2 separate regions of the Mus musculus genome follow, and region 1 is linked to region 2. The links are chromatin loops, found by intact Hi-C in ENCODE. Cell type or tissue: left cerebral cortex. All regions are shown on one strand.

Region 1 (8,000 bases), 110 kb before region 2:
TCCTCAACTTGGTTTGGACATTTCCCAGTTTTCATTTGCTTTCCCTCAAACAGTGAGCCTAATTCTTTCTCTCTCCTTGAAATTATTTAGAAAAACTGACAAAGTACTCAACAAAAACAGTGATACTGTTGTGGGATAAAATTGGCATCTTGGCATCAATCTTCTAGGACAGCAGACACCTTCCCACTCTGATAAAGCTCCCCCCTGGGAATTCAGACTAGTTTGCACATTCCACTTTAATAACAAAAACTCCCTCTCTAATGAGTTCCATGGAAGCTCTGGACATATTCTTTCTTCTTCCCTTGCTTGACTAGAAGTGGAATGAAGAGCCCTGGTGTTGGCACGGCCTGAGTGGCTGGTAGTTTGTTGTTGCTGTTGTGGTTGTGGTTGTGGTTTTGTTTTGTTTTGAATCACTTCTATTATACTTTATTGTTCTCATCTCTAGAGTGAGGAATTGAAGAAATATGACAAATTCACCTCACGAGGCCATTCCAACAGGCAGATCATGATATTCTAGACAATTTACAAAGCAGAGCAAGACAATCTGGAAATAGTTTGGATATTTCTCCATGTTGTCTTGTAGAGAGTCGGTTCTGCTGACCACAGAGAAAGGAAGAGGAATCCAAACTCACAGGTAGCATAGCTACAGGTTATCGAGGAGGGCCAACAAGAACAGTCCAGGCTGGCAGGGCTGCTGTTTTAGAAGAGGAGCTTGCCTCAGAGCTTGGTGACCTAAGTCAGAGCCAGATGACCTAAGATCAATCTAAATAAGTAAAACAACGTGATTTAAAAAAAAAAATCCTTCGGAGGCTGAGATAGGAGGACTGGGAGTTCAAGGCTAACCTGGGCTACATGATGAGGTCCTGTCTCAAAAGCAAAACAACAGTCAAGACCAATAAAAACCATCTTACCTTTCCATTCTGATTGCAGCTGTAGGGTTATTATATTATCATCTATATTTAGGACCATATATGAGAGACGTCTATATAGAAGATTGCATGGTAGAGAAAGAAAAGCTGAAAGGGAGGAAAGGCGAGGAAAAGATGGCAGTGTTTATTGAACATTGCATGCACAGTAAGAAATGGTCACAGAGTGCCCTTGGCAGAGAGTGCTCAGTGCCTTCTGAAACCCCGCTCTGTTTCATTCTAAGCCTCAGTTTTCCATCTCAGTCAAGGCAAAACTGAAGCTTTTGGATACGATTTCGGTGTGGGGTTGGGGCCCTTCCTCTTTATTAAGCTTCTACGGCATTCGTCCACTTTCTAGCTGGAAACTGGAAGGTGTTAGGTTAGTCTTAGATTAATTGAAGCATTCTGTGTCTGACACAGGAGATATCACTAATCGAAACTATCTAAGAACAGGCTACACATTGCAATTAATGAATAAATGTCACCAGTCAAAAATAATCAATGCCTGAGCAAAAGTTTAAACTTCATGCTACACTTTTGGAAGAGCTTTGAAAACACAAAACACACCAGATAACCCATGACAGGTCTCTTCCTGTCCCCTCAAAGGGCAGTCAATAGGGAGAAACATTAATTCCTCAGACAGGATGCTTGGATGATGGATGCTGTTCTTGTCTTCGCTTTCATTCTTCTTCCACGGAACTCTTAAGCTGAGTGAATTGATGCAGACAAGATGAAAGACACTACACGCATTGAAAGCTCTTCTTTTACTTTAGTGAAAATGTCCAATATGAGATGTTAGCACGGATTTGTTAATTATAGGCTCAGTATGTAACATGATCCACAGACATGGTCTGTCTTACATAAATGACACTAAAGGTCACCTCCGCATCCTTCTCTTCTCAAGTCCCTAGCAACATCCATCTTCCTCTCTTCTGACAAGTTTCAAATAGTGTTCCGTTATATTTCCTTTATCTGCTTACTCATTAAGGTTTGTATCACATTATTTTGTGTATTATAAACCTCTCAGTGATGACTATGGTCATGTCTTTCAAGAACCTAATTCTAGTGGTCATCTATACTACCCAGCTACAAACACTATGTCCCACAAAAATAGCCACTTGCCTGCAAGATATACTGGTACAATGGTGGCTGGCACAAAAGTTACAAATGTTATGGAAGTGGCCCACCACACTTTTTAAAGACCCACTCTAAAAGGTAGAATCCATACCTGAAACTGCTAAAGTGGCCAATAACCTGAGACTAGATAGGCCAAGGGGGGAAACCTAATAGTATTGTTCAACTAAAGGAACAGCATTAGAATGACTCCTGCATATTGCTATACTATATAGCAATGCCTCAGTCACCTGTCATTCGAGAAGCGTCTCTGTGGTTCCAGTTCCACCTCTCCTCTTGGGGTGCCCAGATGCAGCTGTTGCACTGGCTCAGAGAGGGCTCCCTCTCCTAAGGGTGTCACCCGACGCTATACTCCACGGCACACTAGGCTGGAGGGGTAAAGCGGTGTCCAGGACAAATGGCATCCACAGAGCTATGGTCCGGCAGGAATGCCAGAATAGCATTAAACCTTTTTAAAAATGGAGTAAAGACATTCGGTGGTTGGTGCAGGATCAGGTGGCTGTGGGCCTGCGTCCTGGGCAATGCTTAGCAACGTTGGGACTCTGAACAATGGGAACCTCGCTAGGCAGGCAAGTCAAAAACGATCAATGATGAGTGTTTCCTGGGAGAGAGACCTCCTCCAAGTTAAAACCAGGCTGTCTTAGACGATCCGTGGTGAAATATCTTGTGCTTTCTGTTCCACGTGGGCAGGGACTATATGAGTCTTGGGGAGTGGGGTGGGACTTGGGGGTGGAGGGAAATGCATTCTATTGGCTGAGGCTAACATGTTAGTGATGCTCTATTTGCATGGGGAAGAATGCTCAGAGATCCACAGCTAGGCAATGTGCAAAGAGTGAGATGCTTTGAAACATTCAGTCCCAAATGGGATGTCTTCATCAAACCCCTCATCTCAAAACTCAGGCATCTGGGATTGAAAGCCCACAGACGTGGCGGCTGGAGAGGGCTCAGCGGTGAAGAGCACTGACTGTTCCTCCAGAAGTCCTGAGTTCAATTCCCAGCAACCACATGGTGGCTCACCACCATCTGTAATGGGATCAGGTGCCCTCTTCTGGTGTGTCTGAAGACAGCTACAGTGTGTATTCATATGCATAAAATAAATAGATATACCTTTTGAAAAAAAAGAAAGAAAGGAAAGGACCAGAGGTGCTGGATGACCCCACAGCAGCAGTGCTTTCCAGATACAACAAGGGCTAATGCACACACGAGCTCACAGAGCCTGTGGCAGTATGCACAAGGAATACTAATGGAGTGTAGGTATATCAACCTCACTCCAGGGCAGGCACGGTGCCCAGTAGTAGTTATCCAACACAAAATGTTCTGTGTTGTGTAGTGTGTGTGGTAGTGGTGAGTGGGGCTTTGTTTCCATTTTTTGACATTTTACCTTATAGGTTAGTTTGATTTTTTTTTCCTTGAGAGAGAGAGAGAGAGAGAGAGAGAGAGAGAGAGAGAGAGAGAGAGAGAATGAATGAAGCTGGGCCTCTTTCACAGCCTTAGTGGGAGTATGTAAATGGTACAGCTGCTATTTTTACATGAAGTTTCCTACAAGAAGAAAAGTGTAGCCACATGGGATCCACGGTTTTATTTCTGGTATTTACCCTTTCTCACCTCCTTCCAGATCCTCCCTGCCCCTCTAGAGGAGGGGACCATAATGATCGAAATATATTTAAAATTTTAAAATATTTTTAAAACAAAAACTTCTCACCCCCTACACACACACACACACACACACACACACACACAATCTTGATTTTTAAATTCCCCCATTTTATTTTGCTCTATTGATCCATATGTCTGTGCCAGTAGTTTACAGCTTTAAATATTCTGCATGGGACTTTGAGCCGTAGAAATGGCTGAAGAGAAACGGACACCATGGACATGCTCACCTGGCTTCCGGCCTCAGAGGGAGAGCTTTCTGTAACTCATTATCGAACGTGAGGGTGGTGATGGCCATTGCTTATGGAGAACTCAGTGTGCACGCCATACTTGACACACTGTCTCATCTCATTTCAGCACTCTGTAAACTCACCATCATCCTCATGTATTAATCAGAAACTAAGATTTTGGTTCTTTAAATTACTCGCTCAGATCACAGAGCTGAAAGGCAGTAAAGACTACAGAATTGCCCTGCGATGGACCATGTTTTAATAATGGCTATAAATAACCTTAGCATCTGCAGGCTATGCTAGACGGACCCTTAGAATGCTAATACGCAGACCTTAGAGTCTGAGGTTAATCATAAAAGAAATTAACTGCCTCCAAGAACAAAGTCCAACACTCTTTTAAATACAGCAATATCCACAGCACTGGCCATTTCAAAATTTATAAGGTAAGGTGTCCAAGAAGAAAACTATCATGAATATGAAGAAACAGGATAATACAACCCATAAAGAGAAAGTAACCAATAAAAATAAATCTAGAAACGACAGATTAAAAGGTAACAATTTTTTAAAAAGTATTTTAATTATATAGAATTTAAAATTGTGTGTTTGTGTGTGGAGGTGGGGTGGGGGAGTGTCCACGTGGAGTCCTAGGTGTACATTTGCCCACAGAGTCCAGAAGAGGGCATTATATCCCCCTGGAATTAGACTTACTAGTGAGTTTTTGAGTGGCCTGACATATGTTCTTGGAACCAAACTTGGGCTCTCTGTAAGAACAGAACATGCTATTAACCACTGAGCCAGCCATCTTTCCAGAGTTCAACATAGGAATTGTATAAGCATTTAGTAGATGTAGACTCAATATGCTTTGGAATTTAAAAGATGAGCTTGGCTATGTTCAGGGTCAAAAGAAGAAGTAAGATTCAGGAAAAAAAAGTTAGAATAAACTGATGGTGGTGGTGATGATGATGATACAGGTTCATAATCCTTATCTATAAGATCTGCAAAGTTTTAAAACCCCAAAGTTTTAAAACAGTGACAAATTCAAGCCTAAGTTAGCCTGAGACTATTTATTACAGTAAGAGGTGTGTGAACGCTGACATGTCACTGTGGAAATATCAATGCATTTGATTTTGGGGTGCTGTAAATATTGCAGACAATGCAGTATGTTCACCTCATTTCTGTTTTGAAATACAAAATAAACCCCTCTGAATTGAGAAACACACATGGCTTTAGAGATCCCAGCAAGGAACCTGGGGTGCAACAATGTGATTAATTTGCCGTGAGGACCTCTAACATCCAAGAACCTATTCTAAGCGCTTTACATTTGTTCAATCAGTTGGCTTAATTAGCATAATTATAGTATTTCCAAAATCTAGGCAGAAAGGATCAGCCATCCAGGAACTCCTGCAGGAAAACCTAAACAAAAGCAAGCGCAAACAAACGAGGCACAGCCATGTCTGGAGAACTTTGGTTTTTCTTCCTTACTTGACCTTATCATCTCAGGATCCAAGGTCACTGAGAAAGACAAGCCCCGCACAGATGGGTCTACTGCATAAGCCAACAGGCTTCCAAGTTCTTAGCCTTCCTCATCAGGAGCGTCGTATGCACACACTCACAGACAGAGGCAAGGAGGAGAAAGCGCTCAGCTCTTCTTGGGCTGTGTTCTTAAGAAGCCACAGGAATAGAAAGAAGATATGGAAAAGAGAAATAAAATCGAAATTACGTTTCAGTGAATAATGACCTCGGTAGGCAAACTCACCTGTAATTCTAAACGGTTGCTTCTTGAATAGCAACTATGTATTAGGATATAAAAAACCACTTATACCAAGTGAAATTCTTCTGAGACAAGGATTCATTCTATGAAGTGCTGGCTGGCCTGGCATTCGCAGAGATTTACTTTCCCCTGCCTCGAGGGTACCAGGGTTCAAGGTGTGTGCCTACTAAGTGAAACTTTCATCTAAAGGGAGGGTGCTTTTTCTACAGAGTGCTGGTATTCATTGGTCTCAAAGGATAAGTGACTAAGGAAAGAAATCACATTTAATAGCCATGTTCATTCTTTTCTTTATTTGCTTCCTGCTGCACAGATCTAAATTAAATCAATGGGAAATGGACTTCCGTCTCCAGCTTGAACAGCAAAATACCACCAGTTAACCTAATATTCCATATTACTGCCTGGGTCACATTATGTAGAAGAGTCCCCAGTTAGGTGACATATTGCCAAACCACGCCAAGTCCAAGTTCGCAGGCTTCACAGCCACAGGTAAAACATGTCCTCAATTTACAGAGCTATGCAGGCAAAGATAAGATTTAAAACTGACAAAAGAATCGTCACTTCCCTTGCCCAACATGGTATAAATGATAGGGAATTTATCATAGTTGGGAGAGGAGGTGGCATTATCTTTACTCATCTAATTCTTTAGAACTAAAACAAGTCCATGGTGAAATTCATCTCTGTCATTCGATCCTTAACAGTGGTTTATACAAGTGAAGTATATATTGTTTGAAGATACAAAGCTAAATTATCTGCCTACGTTGAAGCAAGAAACACAGATTTCCTATTCAGTACATCAAAAGCAACCACTGACCCATCTCTTCTAATTCATTTAGCATAGCAGTGTACAAGGGAAAGCCCCAGAATGAACCATGACTCCCCCAACCCACCTGTCCCAGGGAGTGGCACTATTAGAAGGTGTGGCCTTGTTGGAGTAGGTGTGCCACTGTAGGTGCGGGCTTTAAGACCCTCATCCTAGCTGCCTGGAAGCCAGTCTGTATTCTGCTAGCAGCCTTCAGATGAAGATGTAGAACTCTCAGCTCCTCCTGTACCATACCTGCCTGGATGCTGCCATGTTTCTGCCCTGATGATTATGGACTGAACCTCTGAATCTGTAAGCCAGCCCCAATTAAATGTTGTCCTACATTGACATGAAACGGGAATTAAACATGATTTTCAGCTGTCATGTGGTGCTAAGAATTGAACGCAGGTCCTGGGGAAGAGCAGCCAGCACTTTTACCTTCTGAGCCCTCTCTCCTACTACAGCTGTGTGCATGTGTGCACATGCCCAGTGGGTGCACACCTGCATTCAAGGGTGGTTTTTCTCAGTTTTACCTCCCATTCCCTGGTGATAATGATGCAACTTTCCTCCCAGTAGAGAAACAGTATCTTCCATAAGGTGTTTTATCTTCTGCTTTTGGAAAGCCCTGAGTGTCAGATGCCTCTCTCACATCCACTGTTCTTTTCTGTGTGCTGGTAACTCAATATAATCCCCATGTCACAGGGCCATGCTCTGGGCTGGTATTTTCTGTCACCTTTAAACATTGCCCTAGGTTTTATTTATCTAGATTTGAAAAGGAAATGAACGCTTGAAGCACATGTATTCATCATATCTGATAAGATTATGAAAAGAACTAATGTATTCCACTTATGTGATCACTTGAAATTGCCCTTCAGTATAAGAAATCATTAAAATGCATCCAATTAAAAAAAATGTTGTCCTATATAAGAGTTTTCTTGGTCTTGGTGTCTGTTCACAGCAGTAAAACCCTACCTAAGGCAGGAGGTCACTGTTAGGTCTTGGGAGTCTCTGTCATAGTAAGCTTAAACCTTTAACGTTATATTTAGCAGATCTCTGACAAGATTGGGAGCTTGTACCTATCAAGTATATCTGAGACCATTTGTGCCTGTTTTTAATTATTTGTTTTAGGTGGTACTTGGCAAACACAAATATTATATTGTAACTTAATGACAGTAGCAAAAACAAGGCTAAACATGTCTTTAAGGCAGAGATCTTTAACTTTTAACGTTGTAAACTCTCAACTAATATTAAAACTCCTATTTACTGAGACAGGATTGAAACCATATGAAAATCTTATCTCAACTAAAAAGTGTCTTTGGAGAACTTTCTTTTAAAGTCAGGTTCTCAAGCAAGATGGCGGTGGAGTGGGGACGTCCCACAACAAAAGATGGTGGACAGTCATGTGATTGCCTTCAAGATGGCACTGAAGCCATAGCCAGGAATGTAACTGTTCTTAACTAAGATGACACTGAAACTATGGCTCTGTCTCTCTTGCCCCAACCCTTAGC
Region 2 (8,000 bases):
GTCAGGAACTCATTGGCTGCCCTAATGAAGAGAGACTGAAGGTAGACAAACTTTGCGTGGAGGTGTTCTCAGCTCTGTTTCTCTGTCTTCTGTGTAGACTCATTCTTGGGCCAGTTTTCTAGAGTCACAGCTCCCTAGCAAGCCATAACACCTCTAGGATTCCTTTCTGCATCCAACACTTTCCAGGGGGCTCTGAGTTTCCTCTGCTCTCCATTCTCATCATCATTCAGGCGCCATGGTTGGCTGCTCTGCTCCACACTAAATGAGGTCTGTAGAATCACTTCCCTGAAACTGTTCAGACACTCAATGGGTTGAGGGGAGTGGATACAGAGAGGGGACCCCAAATACCTAACACAAGGACTGAGGACACTTTTGTAGGTTTTTTTTTTTTTTTAAAGACTATAAGATAGACAGGATTTTTGCCATCTGAAAAGAATCCCCAGAAACAGAAGTTGAAAAGCAACGGGACCGGTTTAAGAATTCTAAATAAGCCAGGCATGATGGGAGACATAGGTCGTCCCAGCATTTGGTGAGATTGAGAGAGGAGGGCCACTTAAGGCCAAGAACTTACCAGCACTCTGTATACTACAACAAGACAGGGCTCAAAACCAAACCAAATCAGACAGTCACAGATGACAAACACTCAATCCAAGGAGCATTTGTGAAGTGGGAAAGCCGCCCATCCCCCAAGCCCAGGGATGATAAATACCAAATCTAGAGAAAACATAGGCAGACATTTTGAAACGAAGTGGATGGAAGGCTGAGGTAATGTTGTCACGTGACTGTGAATGGCAACGAAGAGTCTGATGCCTCCAATCGAAAAGATGGGAAAGTGACCCAGCATGGGAGGGGCTGAAACGCAGGTGAAATGTGTAGCCTTATCACGTGTGTGGAGCTAGAAGAACTCAATTATAACAACAAAACAATAACAACGACAACAACAACGAAGTATGCACAGAGATGGGAAAGCCAGGGAACCCTTGTCTAAAAGAAGGCATTAAAAAAAACATGGTAAGAAAAGATGATATGAAAGGAGATTTGTGCCCACTGATGAGATAGATTGAGTTAGAAGAAACGCGGATGAGGACACAGGAGTCTGTGGCAGATTTAAAAACACACAGCTATGACAAATACCAAGAAGGAGATTCTCTGCTCTCAGAATTTAAACACGGGAAACGGGGAACGTGTTTTCTGTTAGAAAACGCCTCTGAGAGCATCACCACGGCGAGCACCAAGACACTAAAATCCCCAGCGCTGCTGTTACTTGACTTCAGCCACAGAGCAGCTGGGTTTGCTTGTTTGTTTTCTGTGTTGCCCATGAGCAAAATGGGAACCACCTGCTCTGTTCAGGATGGATTTAACAACTCCTTTCCCTTCTAGTCTAGGTGGCTCCTAGGAAAGAGGGCTCCGCCTTAAACTAAAGAGGCTTTGGGTGTCTAGTCACAGCAGTTTGATTGGCAGCTTTTAAGAAAAGATAAGAAATGGAAACAATACGACTATTTGAAAAATCTAAGCTTCAAACACAACGTTATAAAGGAACTCAGCCTTGGTTCAAGTTGCCTCAGGACACTGACCTTGGCACAGAATTTTGACTGAAAATTGGTTCCAGACATGGAAGGATCTGATACACAGGCACTGTGTGGAAAATGAAAACTCCTTCTAGACATTTTTTTTTAAAACCTTCCATTTTGCCTTCAAGGTTGAAGGGGTCAAACAGATAAGAACTATGTGGCCGTAAGGAGGACTTAGTCTTGCCCACAAAGTTGAATTTTTCCAACTAGCCCTTCTCCAGGCACACAAATCTCTTTCTACTAAATTCTCCTAGTTGTTTTAGAGAACACTTAATACCTCTCTACTTCAAAACCTTTAAGAAGGTATCTTGACTGGTTAGCAGAAGACGACCTCTGCTTCTTTCTTTAAAAAGCAAAACGGGGTTTTATGATATCCATTCCTAATATAACAATCACCTAGGGAATATTTAGCTTGGGCCGGGTGCTATGCTTGGTATTTTGCATACAGCAAATCATTTGTTCTCTTACAAGCTGCATAGTGTTATCTTATAGATGTGATGGCTTGAATAAGAATGGCCTCCATGAGCTCCTATGTTTGAGTGTCCAGTCACGAGGAATGGCACTGTTTGAGAAGGATTAGGAGGTGTGGCCTTGTTGGAAGGAGTATGTCACTGGGGCTGATTTCATGGTAAGGGGTCATCACAACATGAGGAACTGCATTAAAGGGTTGCAGTGTTAGGAAGGTCGAGAATCACTGCCTGCGAGGCTGTTTCAGAACCAAGCTGGCACACTGCGGAGCTGAGTGTTGAGACCACGTGTTCTAGCCAAAAGTCACACCTTTTCTCACTACCATTTCTATTTTAAAAGCTAAAAGAACTTATTCACATTCACAACTGAAATTCCGACTTTAAACATTTAAATAAGTAAATGATATTTTAAAATATTGATAGTTAAATACAAATACATTTAAAAAAAATCAATGTACACCAGTCCCGGGTTTACTGAAATATATACAGAGAACAGACAACAGAACTACTTTTGTCTTAGGGTTTCTATTTTTGTGAAAAGATGTTACAAGTCTTTTTTTTTTTTAAGATTTATTTATTTATTATATGTAAGTACACTATAGCTGTCTTCAGACACTCCAGAAGAGGGCGTCAGGTCTCATTACAGATGGTTGTGAGCTACATTGTGGTTGCTGGGATTTGAACTCAGGACCTTCAGAAGAGCAGTCAGTGCTCTTACTCACTGAGCTATCTCACCAGCTCCTGTCACAAGTCTTATAAAGAAAAATAGTTCATTGGAGCTGGCTTACAGTTCAGAGGTTTAGTCCATTATCATCGTGGCGGAGAACATAGCAGCACACAGGCTGTGAGGCTGGAGAGACAGCTGAGAATTCTACATCTTGGTGGGCAGGCAGCAGGAAGAAAGAGACACACTGGACCTTACGCTTCTGAAACCTCAAAGCCCACCCCCAATGACACACTGCCTCTAAAGAGGCCACGCCCACTCAAAATGGCCACACCTTCAAATAGTGCCGCTTCCTATGAGCCTATGGGGCCGTCTTCGTTCAAACCCACCACAACTTCCATAAATAGCTTTGCTACACATGATAAGTTTTGACCTTAGACTGTAGGGACAGATAGTTTGACAGAAAAACAACAGGTCCAGTCCTTAGGCCCCTTCCTCAGAGAAACTCTAGTGGACCTCAGGAGTAGCAGAAAAAGGACAATCGCTTGCTGAAAAAAAGGGAACATGAACTACCCTGCTTCCTTCAGTGAAAACAAACCAGAAGCCCCTCCCGTAAGAAGTGCAGCAAGCTGCGGAGGTAAAGCAAACAGATCGGAATCGTGAATGTAAGAATTGCTGGTATTTAGAAAAGCTCACAGCAGGCACCCATGCTTTCAAACTCCTGCCGCAATCTGGGGGAGATGTCAATCACTACTTGCACTGTTTTTCAACAGTCCTTGGTGGACAGAGAATCTGGCTGCAATTACGAGCTTATTTTGGATTGGGCCCAGCATACGACATAAAAAGGCATAAACCAGGCCTGTACTTTGTCACCGGAGGGGCCTTCCTCAACTCTGCCTCCTCCTACCCCCCCTAACAGGGCCTTTGGCAACGTAAGCGGGAAATTTTTTATTGTCGCAACGCGAGGGTACTGGCATCTATCAGTTAAAGTCATCCTAACCCCCACCAAAGAACTAGGCTATTAACAGCATGATGTTGCGCCTGGATGAAAGGGGTGATCGATTTGTGACAGAGGGGAGTAGTTTTGGTCGCTGCCTATTGCGGCGTGGAGGTCACCACTCTTCAAATACTAATTCTTAGGGCAACCCACTACTGATGACAGAGAAGTGGATCACCAAATGTCCTAGAATACAAACCAGATAGAGATGACATTATTTTGCTTTTTGTCTAGAACAATAATATGTCACCTCAAGCCCAGATTTTAGGTCCTTTCTGCTGTCTTCGCCGGCGAGACATCCCTGGACTTTTCGGACAACTGCAAACAATTGCAAACTGAAACCCGAAGCCTTTTGGCGCCAGGGTTTCTGCGTGGGTTGTGGGTTTCTTCCCCCCTCAGCAAAGAGTGGTGGGGGAAAGCAAAACACTTGGGGAATGAGGTGTTTTCATAACGTCATTTGTTTAGTCTAGATGAGGAATGCAGCTCTTTCGCGACAGGAAAGCTGCGGATTCCAGAAGCCGGGATTCTGACCAGAGACTATCCTGCACCGGGGAGTCCTGCACCCCGGAGGCTAACATATGGCGTTTGTGCAGTAAAGGGTGGCGGGAATCCCACGGGGCGACACCGGATCTCGCTGGCTCCGGGCCGATCCTGAGTGCTCCGGACGTCCCGGGACCGGCGGGTAGGAGCAGCCGGAGACGGTGGGAGACTCGGACGCGCGGGAAGCCGCAGGAAGAGGCGGGATTCCGGTCTTTTGTCTCGGGGCCAGAGCTCGAAACCCGCAGCGGGAGCCCAGCTCAGCGGGCCGGGCGGAGACCATCGCACACCCCGAGGGGCATGACCGATGATGGGCGTGGCGAACAAGGCCACGCCCAACATAAGTCTTTAAAAGCGGGCACACGCGCTCCCGCCAGTCTCCGGATCCGCCCGCGGCTTTCCTCGGTCAGACCTCGTTAGCTCCGCCCGCCGCGTGCTCCCTCCTCCCACTCGGGTGAGTCCTAGGAAGCCTGCAGCCCCGCGGTCCCTGTCATCTCCACCCCTGCTCCTGACTATGCTTCCACCCGTCCTCTCACTTCTGCCCCAATGCGGGGTCCACTAGCACACCTGCTGTCGCCCCCAGACCATCCCTGCCCTGGGACCTCATGTCCTTGGGGCAGGTAAATCATCCCCTGTGACCTTTAATTTTCCATCCTGTTCTCTGGGAGAGAGGCGAGCTGGGAGTTTCTCGTGGCCGCCAATGCCTCTTTTTGTAGCCCCAGGCTCCCTCCCAGGGCTGATTCTCCCCTTCGGGTAGGAGGGGTTAGAGGCTTCGGGGCTCCAGTGCCCCAAGGGTGTGTCTGCCCAGCCCTGACGACCTTCTCGGGAATTGGGTGGGTACTCTGGGGTGGTGGGCGTCTCCATACCCTCTGAGCTCCAGTTCTCCTGTGGCGAAACGGAGCTCCTGGCCATCGCCTTTGTTCGGTGGTCTCTGCCCACCCGGCACAGAAGGAACCATAGTGAAATTCTAGTTGAACATTCCTAGCTTTTCCTGGTGCTTTCTACCTTTAAAGTACAAACAAGGATACAGCATTGCTTGGTTCTGAAATTCTGCAACAGGTCCTAAAAGTCACAGTATGGGTTCAGAGCTAGATAATAGTTATAGGCATCCGTGAGGTAAGGGGTGAGGTGAGGGGAGAGCTCTTGAAACTTCTGCCCCCTTGGAAGCCAGGACTTTGAACTTTATTTGTTTACCTGATTACTTTTTGAGTAAATATTTGGTTTGACCTGTTTTGTTTGAGTCGCATACATTTTTACTTTATTAAATGCTTTTCAGTTCGGGGCGGGGGGGGGGCTGGGTGTAGTAATTTTTTAACTTGGGCAGCGAAAATAGTTAAATTATTGACTTTTTCAATGCGTGCTTAATCTCTACTTACATAAAACCAAAGAATCCAAAAAGGAAGTGATTCTTGTACCCAGATTCTTCAAGAAAGATTTAAACGGTAGATTTCAAAAGAGAGACTCATACAATCTCAACACTGCATACAAGTGACATTTGGGACCCTATTCTCTGCCATTGCCTTGTAATTGTTACTGATAATTCCTTCATTACTCCTCAAGGCTGTTTGACCCCACTTTTTATAGCCAGGTTGCCATAGACGTATACATCCCATGAGTCTCTGGAACACTGTTTGCTTAGTTATCTTGAATATGTTGGAGCACACCTCGGTGCTTGTTAACTGAATAAAGAAGGCGGGAACAGACAAGGCCCCGTTGTGGGGAGCAGTAGATATTTATTAACAGATTTCAGCCAACGTGGTGTTTTTTTTTTTTTTTTTTAACACCATAAATTGTTAACAGATTCCTCCCAATCTTGTTTGAAAATTTTTGGCTGATATGGAATATGCTCAAGAGCATGCTAAAATCAGTACTGATTGGAGGGCCATCCTGGTGAAGTTGCACAGTCTTGGACTTGAGGGAAATTGTATCTTTATTAAAAGATAGCATAAATGTTGGTATCAAGTAGGGGGACAGGATACTAGGTCCAGGCATAACTCTGTCAATACATAGCTTTGAGAGCTCAAGCCTTTGGTTTCCATTTTCCTTCTGTTACAAATGAGAGGGATGAATGAGATGGACATAGGGGACCCTCTAAGGGAGAGGAGGTGTAACATGGGAGGGCAGAAATCAAGTCTAGAGTGTCACTCCCAAGTCAGTACCCCTTGGTTTGGTGCCCCTAACACGTTAACACTCTCTGGTCTCAGCCTTGTGAAATAGGTCTAATAGCATCCTTGCTGGGGTGGTGGGGGAGAGGGAAAGGGTGTGTCTGGGTAGGGTGTGTGTGTAAGGAATGCCTAAGTACAAGGTACAACCTTAGGGATATGTATGTGGTGGGTTGCTTGTGGTTTTAGATAACTTCCTGCGCTTTCTGAAACTTGGAGTGAAATGGTTCTTGGTGGGAGTCTCTCCAGAGAGAGGGGACTTCCACTTGAACATCCCCCAGCCCTTCCCTCCATCCTCAGACCTCCCGAGGTTTCCTCAGGACTCCATCACTGCCTGGACTGGAATTTGCTTGCCAGCTCCTGGGTCCTGTCGGTTGGGTAACACCTAGGGAAGGAATCCTGTTTGTATGTCCCAGGCCTCTTCTCCAAACCTGTGGCTTCTTGTTGTGTGTTGTTTATAGTACTGGGCTTGAACCTAGGACCTCGTGAATACTAAGCAAGGACTCTGAAGGGAGCCACAATCCACCCTTTTAATTTTTTTCATTTTGAGACAAAATTTTGCAGTTTCCTAGGCTGGCCTTGAACTTTAGACCATCCTGTCAGAGTCTCCCAACTAAGCTGGGATTACAGACCTGTGCCTGGTCCAAAACGTTTTTAAATATATAAGAGACAGCACGTGTGACTGAGATTTGAAGGAGTTGAATTTCTTGCATTGAAAATCAAGATCTAGAGGACTGCTTCTCATTCTGCATTCTAGGGAAAGCAAGGCGCGGCTTCTGGCTGTTAGATTTTATTGTTGTAGGCTGTAGAGGGAGAGCCATAGTGTACTGTGTGTGAATCATTTGCAGAGACTTAGCCAGGTCCTTGCATTTTCACGAGCTCCTTGTGCCAACAGTACTAATTGCTTTTGCCTAGTAATAAAAGTTCAGACAGATTTGGATACAGCAAGGCGAAGGGCCTTGACAGTTAACTGTAGGAACGGTTTCCTGGTGGCTTCACAAAAGGAATGGAGAGAGAATCGAATCTAGTATAGCAAATGCTACGAATCTTTGGCATAGCCACAGGTGACAGTACTGCTATCTCTGTGGCTGCCAGTGAGCTCTATTGGTGTTCTAAGTCTCTTGTTTTCATAGTTAATATTTACCAGGTTTTCCAGCCATAAAAAATGAGAATCATGGCAATGCCTACTTACCATTTAGTTGTGAAGACTATATCAATAAACAATGTAAATGAATATGGTAAATATTACAGGAGTATTTGTCATTGTGACTACCTGCTATGTAACAGACACTATTGTAAGGGTGGTTTGCATATATTGTTTAATCTCAGAACAGCTTTATGATATAAATCAGCATCACTTTCATTTTTAAAATAAGAAAACTGGCAGATAAAATGTTATCTTTATCATTTGCCAAATACGCAGGAATCTTGGCATCTAAATCCAGGTTCTCCATGTGCAGAAGGTGAGGATGTTGAATTGTGTGAATAGTTCTGAAGTATCTGGTCACATTCACAGATTGCTGATTGCTCTGGGATGGGTTGGGTCCAGAGATTACCAAACTTACAGCATATCCGCGTTTAATTACAGAGTGTGACCGGGCA

Evidence for each region. Hi-C counts contacts between places; a loop is a spot of excess contacts. Peaks named below come from ENCODE experiments on the same cell type or tissue, not always from the same donor. Only the 100,000 strongest peaks of a DNase experiment are listed, where the experiment ranks them.
Region 1: it touches region 2 in a loop (2.3-fold over the local background); 3 of 42 quality-filtered maps call a loop at or near these places.

What each region holds. Positions count from the first base shown.
Region 1 is chr10:110,807,431-110,815,430 of GRCm38, forward strand. The region is part of intron 2 of 1700020G17Rik (RIKEN cDNA 1700020G17 gene); the gene reads right to left. Among named protein-coding and RNA genes, the nearest start is that of Gm36808, 13 kb to the left of the region's middle. In left cerebral cortex, a CTCF peak has its summit at 4,596 (motif pointing right); DNase peaks (open chromatin) are centred at 3,323 and 3,493.
Region 2 is chr10:110,915,565-110,923,564 of GRCm38, forward strand. It overlaps Csrp2 (cysteine and glycine-rich protein 2), which reads left to right and starts at 4,612. Exons shown (of 6, transcript NM_007792.4): 1 at 4,612-4,690. In left cerebral cortex, no CTCF peak of the experiment used is centred here; a DNase peak (open chromatin) is centred at 4,467; H3K4me3 peaks cover 1,668 bases; H3K27ac peaks cover 1,287 bases.